2 separate regions of the Homo sapiens genome follow, and region 2 is linked to region 1. Evidence: read pairs that join two places in POLR2A ChIA-PET (ENCODE). Cell type or tissue: endothelial cell of umbilical vein. All regions are shown on one strand.

Region 1 (5,000 bases):
AAAAAAGAAGGAATTAAAGATTTCTCCCTAAGCATATTTATTGCATTAGGGAGGAAAATCCTTTGCAGAATCTTCCAGAAAACTTCCTCCTAAGTTCCATTATCCAGAACTGGGTCACATGTCCACCCCTAGGTTTAAAGGAGGTGGGGGGAGGGGTGTTGGCAAAGTATCTAGCAGTTTTGAGGCCTTATAATGTGAGGCAGTCCCTGCCAGTAAGTGTTGGGAACAGGCCCCCAAATCTGGCCATAAACTGGCCCCCAAACCGGCCATAAACAAAATCTCTGTAGCACTGTGATATGCTCGTGATGGCCATGACACCCACACTGGAAGGTTGTGGGTTTACCAGAATGAGGGCAAGGAACACCTGGCCCACCCAGGACAGAAAACCACTTAAGGTGTTTTTAAACCACAAACAATAGCATGAACGATCTGTGCCTTAAGGACATGTTCCTGCTGCAGATAACTAGCCAGAGCCCATCCCTTTATTTCGGCCCATCCCTTCATTTCCCGTAAGGAATATTTTAGTTAATCTACAATCTACAGAAACAATGCTTATCACTGGATCGCTGTCAATAAATATGTGGGTAAATCTCTGTTTGAGGATCTCAGCTCTGAAGGCTGTGAGACCGCTGGTTTCCCACTCCACACGCTATATTTCTTTTTCTTTTTTTTTTTTTTTTTTTTTGAGATGGAGTCTCGCACTTTCGCCCAGGCTGGAGTGCAGTGGTGTGATCTCAGCTCACTGCAAGCTCCACCTCCTGGGTTCACACCATTCTCCTGCCTCAGCCTCCTGAGTAGCTGGACTACAGGTGCCTGCCACCACGCCTGGCTAATTTTTGTATTTTTAGTAGAGACAGGGTTTCACCATGTTAACCAGGATGGTCTCAATCTCCTGACCTCGTGATCCACCCACCTTGGCCTCCCAAAGTGCTGGGATTACAGGCGTGAGCCACCGTGCCCAGCTCCACACGCTATATTTCTGTGTGTGTGTCTTTAATTCCTCTAGTGCTGCTGGGTTATGGTCTCCACAACCGAGCTGGTCTTGGCAAGTAAGGAAGAAGAGTGGGAAAATGGCTTTTGGGTTGGTAATCGACAGTGTCTCTGGCTGGGCATGGTGGCTCACGCCTGTAATCCCAGCACTTTGGGAGACCAAGGCGGGTGGGTCATGAGGTCAGGAGATTGAGACCATCCTGGCTAACACCATGAAACCCCGTCTCTCCTAAAAAATACAAAAAATTAGCCAGACATGGTGGCGGGCACCCGTAGTCTCAGCTACTCAGGAGGCTGAAGCAGGAGAATGGCATGAACCCAGGAGGCAAGCTTGCAGTGAGCCGAGATCTCCCCACTGCACTCTCCAGCCTGGGCGACAGAGTGAGACTCTGTCTCAAAAAAAAAAAAAAAAAAAAAAAGAGTGTCTCACATGAGACCTCATCAAAACTGTTCTTAGAAAGTCACATTAATTGCTAGATCCAATGACTTCTCTCCAGTTTTCCTCATACTGGACCTCTCTGTGGAGTTTTATATTGCTGGCTCCTTCTTTCTTGAAACTCTTCTCTTGGTTTCTGCTATACCTTCTACCCCGCTCATCATGTCCTCCCCTTGGGCTTCCCTTCACTACCCTTCTTCTCTTTATGTGTTGGTATCACCCTGGGTTTTGAACCAGACTCTGTCTGGGCACCTCTGAGCATCTAAACCAGGCAATCCATTCTAACCGTGTTTCTTTCTTTTTTTTTTTTTTGAGTTGGAGTCTCACTCTGTTGCCCAGGCTGGAGTGCAGTGGCGTGATCTTGGCTCACTGCAACCTCTGCCTCCCTGTAAGGGAGGAGACCACCCCTCATATTGTCCTATTGTAGAGACAGGGTTTCATCATGTTGGCCAGGCTTGTCTCGAACTCCTGACCTCAAGTGATCCGCCTGCCTCAGTCTCCCAAAGTGCTGGGCTTACAGGCATGAACCACTGCGACTGCCTCAAAGCTGAATTTTCGATTGAAACAATGTATGTTATGAACCCCCCATGACTGTACAAATTTTCACTGAAAACTTCTGAAGCCATCCAGTGTGTGGTGTGACTTGATTTCAGATGGACATCAGTGAAGGGGCCACAGGATTTATGAGGCTGACAGTGTGGACAGTCCCACATCTGAGTCACACCTAGATTATTGAAGCCTTTTACTGGTTTATCTGCCTCTGGCCTTCCACCCCTTCCAATGCTCCCTCCACATGGCTGCAGAGTGATCTAAGATGTAAACCCAGGCTATTTCCCTATTTAAATTGTTTAATGGATCCTTAATTGGTGTTTCTCAAACTTGGAGTTCCTGGATCCCTTGGGGACACATTCTCAGGTGTCTTGAGTAAACTTTAAGAAGTTTACTGGCTGGACACAATGGCTCACGCCTGTAATCCCAACACTTTGGGAGGCCGAGGTGGGAGGATCACTTGAGCCCAGGAGTTTGACACCAGCCTGGGCAACATAGTGAGGCCCTGTTTCTATTTTAAAAAGAAAAGAAAAGAAAAAAATAAGGAGCTTACTATTTGTTTTAATTTCAGGATTAATCTTTTGTTTTGTTTTTTTTTTTGAGACAGGGTCTTGCCCTGTTGCCTAGGCAGGAATGCAGTAGCAGGATCATGGCTCACTGCAGCCTTGACCTCCCCTGCTCAAGTGATCCTCCTGCCTCAGTCTCCAGAGTAGCTGGGACTACAGGCACAGCCACACCTGGCTAATTTTTGTATTTTTTGTAGAGACGTGGTTTTGCCATGTTGCCTAGGCTGGTCTCGAACTTCTGAGCCCAAGTAATCTTCCCACCTTGGCCTCCCAAAGCGCTGGGATTACAGGCTGAGTCACCATGCCCGGCCAGGATTAATCTTAACAAAATAGTAATAACGACATAAGCATAGTCTGTAACACCGGATGACCTTATAACCAAGCACTTTCAGGAAATTTTAGTGCCTTTTTTTTTTTGCACTTGTATTATGTATTGATTGGGTTGGTGCCAAGTGATTTTCTGAAATGACAGCATTTAACTTTTAATGCTGCAACTATTTTCATCTCATTATTTACAGATATATCTGCAGCACCTAGAACAACAGTGCACATCGTAAGTGTTCAATAAAGACATGTTGAATAAATGAATGAATGAAGTTTCTCAAGCTAGGTTCTGACATCCTTGGGGCTCTTCCACAGTTTGAAATCGCCTCAGTATGGCACGTGAGGCTCTTCACAATTAAGCTGGGAATACTCAACCAGTAATTTTCCCAGACAGTCTGGGCAGGATGCGGGGGCGTAGTCCTCTTTAGAAAATAAAAAAAGTGAAAGTATAAAGCATTTATGTACATTTTGACAGGGCAGACGTGATATGCAAATGGATTGCAAATATAATGCAAATGACATGCAACTCCTCATGCAAATGAGCATCCTGTCTTTGGAATCGACTGCCGGGTATTCACTGATTTGTCTGCAGTACTGGCAGTAAATCTTTCAAGGGTTTGGGATGCAAGTTGCTTTGATGGTGATGTGTGTGTACTAGGGAGGAGGGGTAGTGGGATGGGGTCTCTCAAGGAGGAGTCGGTGTGGTGCTAACGCTTGCAGCTTAGTATGAAGCTTAATACAGTATACAGTTTAATATGAGGTTATTCTCCTGTGATGCTCTAAGGACTGACATTTCGGAATTGGTGGCGGGTGGTGGCAATGAAATGCAACTTCTTATATTCTTCAACTCTTTGGTTGCCTCACATCTTCTGTCCCATCCATCTCACATCATTGGGGTTCTGGTCCACAGGAGTAGAGAGTAGGGAGTCAGAGATCCCTAGCCCCAGGCCCTCATCATGAGGACTACAGAAGAGCTCTTGTAAATCATTTCTGGAGGAGGTTATGAGCATGGTGTGGAGTTCTGCACTTCCTAATCACATGACAAGCAGAATTTAGCTGAATTTCTAGGCCTGTTAGAAAAAGATGAGTGGTGACAAAAAGCATGGAGACTTTCTGAGAAATATAGCTGCTTAATCTCAATGCCAATAATGTGATATCTGACAAAATTGGGAAGCTTACTTGGAAATCTAAAGGGAAAAAATGTCAACTATGATTTTTTTCTTGATAAAAACCTGTTCTTCCTTGTCCTTGGTGTGAAAGGAAATTTGTGGTTACACAGACTCTTCCCCAATGATTATAAAAATATTGGGCAAATGATGCAAAAGACGCTTTAGCAGGTATATTTTAGCCTAACTCAAGATCTGTTTTTCTCTGACACTTTGCATCAGACCTGGGTTCAAACACTCAATTTTCAGCTATATAAACTTGGACAACTTATTCAACTTTTCTGAGCTCAGTTTCTGCATCTGTAGGGGAGTAATAGAATAATAGAATCCTTATGAGGCTGTCGTAAAGGTCACATGAGATAATGCATGTACTTAACACAGTGCCGGGCTCATAGTGAGCATTCAATTAATATGGCAATTTGCAATGACCATCTGTAGATTTGCTGCCTAGATTCCATTCATCCTCCATCTGATAACTGTACCCCATTTCTTCCTGGTGAACCATCATTTTCTTTTCATTCCATGTGGTCCTAATGAAACTGACTCCATCCTCAGCATCAGGAGTAGAACATGTGGCGTAAGCTGGGTGCAGTAGCTCACACCTGTAATTCTAGCACTTTGGGAAGCTGGGCCAGGTGGATCACTTGAGGCCAGAAGTTTGAGACTAGCCTGGCCAACATGGCAAAACCCTGTCTCTACTAAATATACAAAAATTAGCTGGGTGTGGTGGTACATGCCTGTAATCCTAGCTACTCAGGTGGCTGAGGCATGAGAATCACTTGAACCTGGGAGGAAGAGGTTGCAGTGAGCCAAGATTGTGCCACTGCACTCCAGCCTGAGCAACAAAGTGAGACCCTGTCTTTAAAAAACAAACAAACAAGGCCGGGCGCGGTGGCTCACGCCTGTAATTCCAGCACGTTGGGAGGCCGAGGCGGGTGGATCACGAGGTCAGGAGATGGAGACCATTCT
Region 2 (5,000 bases), 260 kb after region 1:
AATCCTGTAAACGAAGTATTTCAGTGTTGTCATTTTCAGCTATAGACCGTCCTACGATCATTGCCTTTTCTTTTGCTATTAAGAGATGGCTCATTCATAAACATTCCTACAGTTGTGTGGCAAACGCAAAATAGGCCCTGCGTGATTCCACTGGCTCTGATTGAGGAGATGATTTTTCACACAGTGAGATTTATCATGTTTATCAAGTTTATGACAGAACACAAGGAGGGTGAGGGGATGTGGAGGTTGGAGGGAGTGCAGATCTGAGTGAGGAAGGAAGCTCTTTCCTGAGCCTCAAAGGGCGGGTTGACAAGGTGTGTTGCCTATAAGCTTGGAGCAAGGATTGTGTGGGCCATTTCCTTGGATCCCCTCTTGCCCTGCAGGGTCTGGCCTCCTCCGCTCTCCCCCAGCCACCAGACATGGGGATAGTTATACCACCAACTGAGTATAGAAGACCTAAAATAACATCCTCTGTGTTCTCTAATAAAGTTGATAAATCTCAGTGTGTGAAAAATCTCCCGTATGTTTTAGCTTAAATTTTCTTCTGCTTAACCTTGTTACTCCTGCCTTGCCTCCCTCAGACTGCCTGAGACAATTACTCAGGGACATTCTTTGAATAATTAGAGGCTGCAGATAATTCTCTTTAGCCCGCTTTCTTCCATGTTCCCTACCCTGTGGTCTCCCTTTAGCCAGTTCTAATTAGCTGCTTTGATCCTTCCTCCCAATCTCTCCCTCTAGCTTGTTAATTACATTTCTCCCCCATGAATTCCTTCTGTACTGGCTTTGTCTATCCAGTCAGAGGAGCTGAGAATGGGAATCTAAGGCCACTCAGTGGGAGGTCTTCTTTGTCCCCCAACACAGATAGCTCCTCTCCCTTCTGAGAAGCCTGAAAACCCTGGCATTCTGTCTTAGCAGAAAAGTAAAAATAATAATTTTTGTTAAATGGTATATTATGATAAAACAGCTGTTATCCTAATGCTTGGCATTTGCCAGGAACTCTGGGTATGTTTATGTATATAAAATCACATTTCATCCCCGCAACAATCCCATGAGATAAATATTATTGTTATTAATCCCTGTTTTACAAATGCAGAAACTGAGGTACAGAGAGGCTTAGTAACTTACCTCAGTCACACAGCTGAAAACACTAGAATCTCGGACTTTCACCTAGGTCTCTCTGACTCCAGAGCAGCACTCAGTGTTTTGCTTCCTGGGTTTGGGCTTTTTGGTGAAGAGGAAAAAAAAAAAAATGGAAAAAGTCCAGGTCATTGGCTTTTAGCCCACCAAAAAACTAACCAACCAATCAACTCTGAGGTAATTGTCAACTCTTTACCCTCCGTGTAGAAGAGGCTTTCTCAATTGAAATTATAAAACTGGCACAGAAGCAAACTGGCGTGGTGCACGGGGTATCTGGGCAGTTGGAAATCTTCTAGAAAAAAAAAAGAAACCAATAAATTCTTCACTTGCTTTAATTCTTAATTCTCTTTTCTGACAGTTTTCTCTCTCAGGAGGTTAAGGAAGCAATAAGGAGAAGGGCCTCACTGAAATTATATTCTGAGCAACAAGAAGGATCTGTCTGGTAAAAAAAAAAAAAAAAAAAAAGTCTAGAGAACATCAGCAGAAAGTGACTGTGTTTGGAGAAGCTAAAAGGGGAAGGTAAAACTCTCTGCCTCTGAGTTTTAGGGAAAGTAAATTTCAGAGGGTCCAGGAAAAAGTAGATATGATGTCTGAACAGGAGCTTCAAAAGGAAAGATGACTTAGAGTTTGAAAAATGAAGTGTACTTAATAGAGTCACGAGTGATTACTGCAGGGAACAGGGAGCCACCTAAAGAGACCCACATGGCTTCAGGGGGCACAGTTCGAGCTGAGATTTTGTCTAGAGATGAAAAAGGGACCTGTAACCAAGAGCAAATAGAGAAGTGGATGCAACCTCCGAGAACAGTGTCAGGAGCACCAGATGGGTGAGACCTGGGAAACACTAAGAACAACAAAGGCGCCTGTGCAGCTACTGTTGAGAGTGAGAGGGATGGCAAGGAAGGCTTTAGGCCACCTGGTTCAATCAGGTGATTTAGCAGATGCCATAGAGGGCATCTCTGTCCTTACTGCTTATTCTGTTTGCCTCTGCCTTCTCTCTCAAGGAGAATGGCCTTCCTGCAGAAAGTAAAACAAACATAGAGTTAAGTGGAACTTGAGACCAGGAGTGTACAAAAAGTGTAAATGAACCACTGGCTTCTCCAAATTAGACAGGGTCTGAAAAATTAAATGCCAGACAGAAACTTAGGGACATCATCATCAAACTGTGTGCAGAAATCTTTATGGCATTATGGGGATTGGGAGAGGGGCAAGGAGACACAATGGGCAACTGTTCTGGTTTTCAAAATAACAGAGCAAGTTTTTGAGATGTGACTTAAGAGTATTTTTAAAGAAAAGAGGTCATTTCTTAGAGTTAGTGTGGGTTCCATAAAACCAGGTCTTGCTGGACTAGTTTAATGCTTAAGTCCTCCCTCCCCCATCCCTCCATATAGAAAAGTTTAACACATTCTACTTGATGAATTATTGAAAGTGGAGACACCCATGTAACCACCACCCAGATCCAGAAATGTAACATTATCAGTACCCCAGAAGACTGTCTCAAGTTCCTCCCAACTCTAATTTTCTTTTTCATAAGATTTGCCAGGCTGGCAGATTAGGCCGGTATAATAGACACAGAGGAAGTCTGCGTTTCAGGAAATCATTTGACAGAATCTCATAATAATCTAATAGATCAGATAGAGAAATGATAATAAAGACGTAGATTTGAGGCCGAGTGCCGTGGCTCACGCCTGTAATCCCAGCACTTGGGAGGTCAAGGCTGGCAGATCACTTGAGGCCAGGAGTTCGAGACCAGCCTGGCCAACATGGCAAAACCTTCTCTCCACTAAAAATACAAAAACAAAAACAAAAACAAAACAAAACTGGGCATGGTGGTTAGTGTTGTGGTGTGTGTCTGTAGTCCCAGCTACGTGGTAGGCTGAGGCATGAGAATTAAGCTTGAGTTCTGGGAGGTGGAGGTTGCAGTGAGCTTAGATTGCGCCACTGCACTCCAGCCTGGGTGACAGAGTGAGGTGAGACTCTGAATCAAAAAAAAAAAAAAAAAAAAAAGACGTAGATTTGTAGCAGCTTGAACAATCAGACTTAATCAATGTTTATTTAGAAATGGTTCAAGTGGTTCAATGTCAACAGAGCCTTCACTGTAGTGATGTGCCAAAGAGCTTGTGGCAGACTCTGTCTGTCTAACCTGCATTCTGGTTCTCATGTGAAGATGTGGGAACAGATGGCACGGATCAGGAAGAGATAACCATGTAAGATACATGACAGTGAGAATCCAAAAGAATAGTGACAGGCTAGGAGGAAGGGTCTAGGTAGCCAAGTGGCATGTTAAATTTTATTGTTATTAAACTTCTAATTTATAAGTAATTCAGATTCCTTGTTTAAAACAAAAATTCACCACCCAGAAATAAATATATGGTGTCATATCACCCATACCATTTGTAATTTGCTTTTTGCCTCCTGACAATATTTATTCTTTAGTAAGAATAAAATCGAAGCCCTGTGCTTGGCTTCAGAGCCATGTTGGGGACCCCCTGGCTCATCAGAAGATCATGTGAGCAGCCTTTAGGGATTTGACCTAGGCAGGCCACTGTAAGCTCTGTGAGGCTACTAACAAAAATCTAGAGATTGAGGCATTAGGGGCAGAGTGGCCCTGGGGCAGAGGCAGCCAGGCCCATTGGACTGTGGGTGGGGGGTTGTCCAGCCTGGATCCCTGAGGGTAGGTTTGGGCACCACCACTGTAGGGATTCATCAGTAAGTGGAACAGGGTCCCATAGAGCATTGTCAGGAAAGTGGAGAGTTTCAAGAGTCACCCTGAGAATGACTGCAGAATCCCGTGAGGCCACGTTGTGAGAGGGGAGCTTTCTCTGGATGGTTGGCTGCTCCCAACTTTCAGAAGGGCTGACCTGTCAGGACAAGATCAGGCAACCCTTTCTTTCTTCAAGGGTAGACTTAGGACCAGAGGGTATAGGACCAGAGGGTATAAGCTTCATGAGAGCAGATTTCAGCTCAGTATCAGAATATGTTTTTCTGGCAATTGGAGGAGTTTTAAACTAGCGTAAAGCTGCCTTGTTTGATGATGTAGTCTTCAAGTACTGGGCTGCCAATTACCAGAGATGCTATACTGGATAAAAGGTTGAGCATTGACTCTAGTTATCCCAAATGCTTGTCCTCAGAACGTAGGAATCACATGTGGCATTTATGAAAAATCAGGTCTTCGGAGCCACGTTCTCTGAGATTATGATTTAGTATATGCAGGGTAGGGCTTGGAGTCTGTATTTTCAAAAAGGGCTCCAATTGTTCCTTGGAGAAATGGCTGATTCCATGGCTGGCACGGGAAAAGAGCAATATCTTGTACAAGAACATCCTGTGCCAGAAGGTAAGAAAATATTAAAGGGTGATGGAAACATGTTAAAAAGACACAGAAGCCAGCATGAAAATGCCTGGTGATTAAGGATAATTTGAGCATTGAAGTAAATGATAGAAATGGATGCCATTCCATAGATTAAATAAGAATCTATTAATCCATACTGATACCAGTAAATGAATGAATGAAGAAATAGGAAAGAAGGAAAACCTCTTCTTTTAGGTAGAATGCCAGCAAATAAAGATAGAAACAAGAAAAATAAAGACAGGAGTTTGAATATCATCATTTGACAAACATCATGGTACAGGTTGAACATCCCTTATCTGAGATGCTTGAGACTAGAAATGTTTTGGATTTTCTTTTTTTTTTTTGGCTTTTGGAATATTTGCATTATATACTTACCACTTGAGCATCCCTGATCCAAAAATCCAAAATCCAAAGTGCTCCAATGAACATTTCCTTTGAGCATCATGTTGATGCCCAAAAAGTTTCAGATTTTAGAGCATTTTGGATTTTAGATTTTTGGACTTAAGATGCTTAACCT

What was found. ChIA-PET counts read pairs that join two places held together with the same protein. Peaks named below come from ENCODE experiments on the same cell type or tissue, not always from the same donor. Only the 100,000 strongest peaks of a DNase experiment are listed, where the experiment ranks them.
Region 2: POLR2A ChIA-PET joins it to region 1 with 12 read pairs; 2 of 35 experiments call an interaction of 5 or more read pairs at or near these places.

The regions. Positions count from the first base shown.
Region 1 is chr5:139,213,672-139,218,671 of GRCh38, reverse strand. No RefSeq gene overlaps it. Among named protein-coding and RNA genes, the nearest start is that of SIL1, 18 kb to the right of the region's middle. In endothelial cell of umbilical vein, no CTCF peak of the experiment used is centred here; DNase peaks (open chromatin) are centred at 2,941 and 3,111.
Region 2 is chr5:138,958,555-138,963,554 of GRCh38, reverse strand. The region is part of intron 7 of SIL1 (SIL1 nucleotide exchange factor); the gene reads left to right. LOC124901079 (a long non-coding RNA gene) reads right to left here. Exons shown (of 2, transcript XR_007058954.1): 1 at 1,334-5,000; 2 at 1-1,221. Among named protein-coding and RNA genes, the nearest start is that of LRRTM2, 86 kb to the right of the region's middle. In endothelial cell of umbilical vein, no CTCF peak of the experiment used is centred here; no DNase peak of the experiment used is centred here.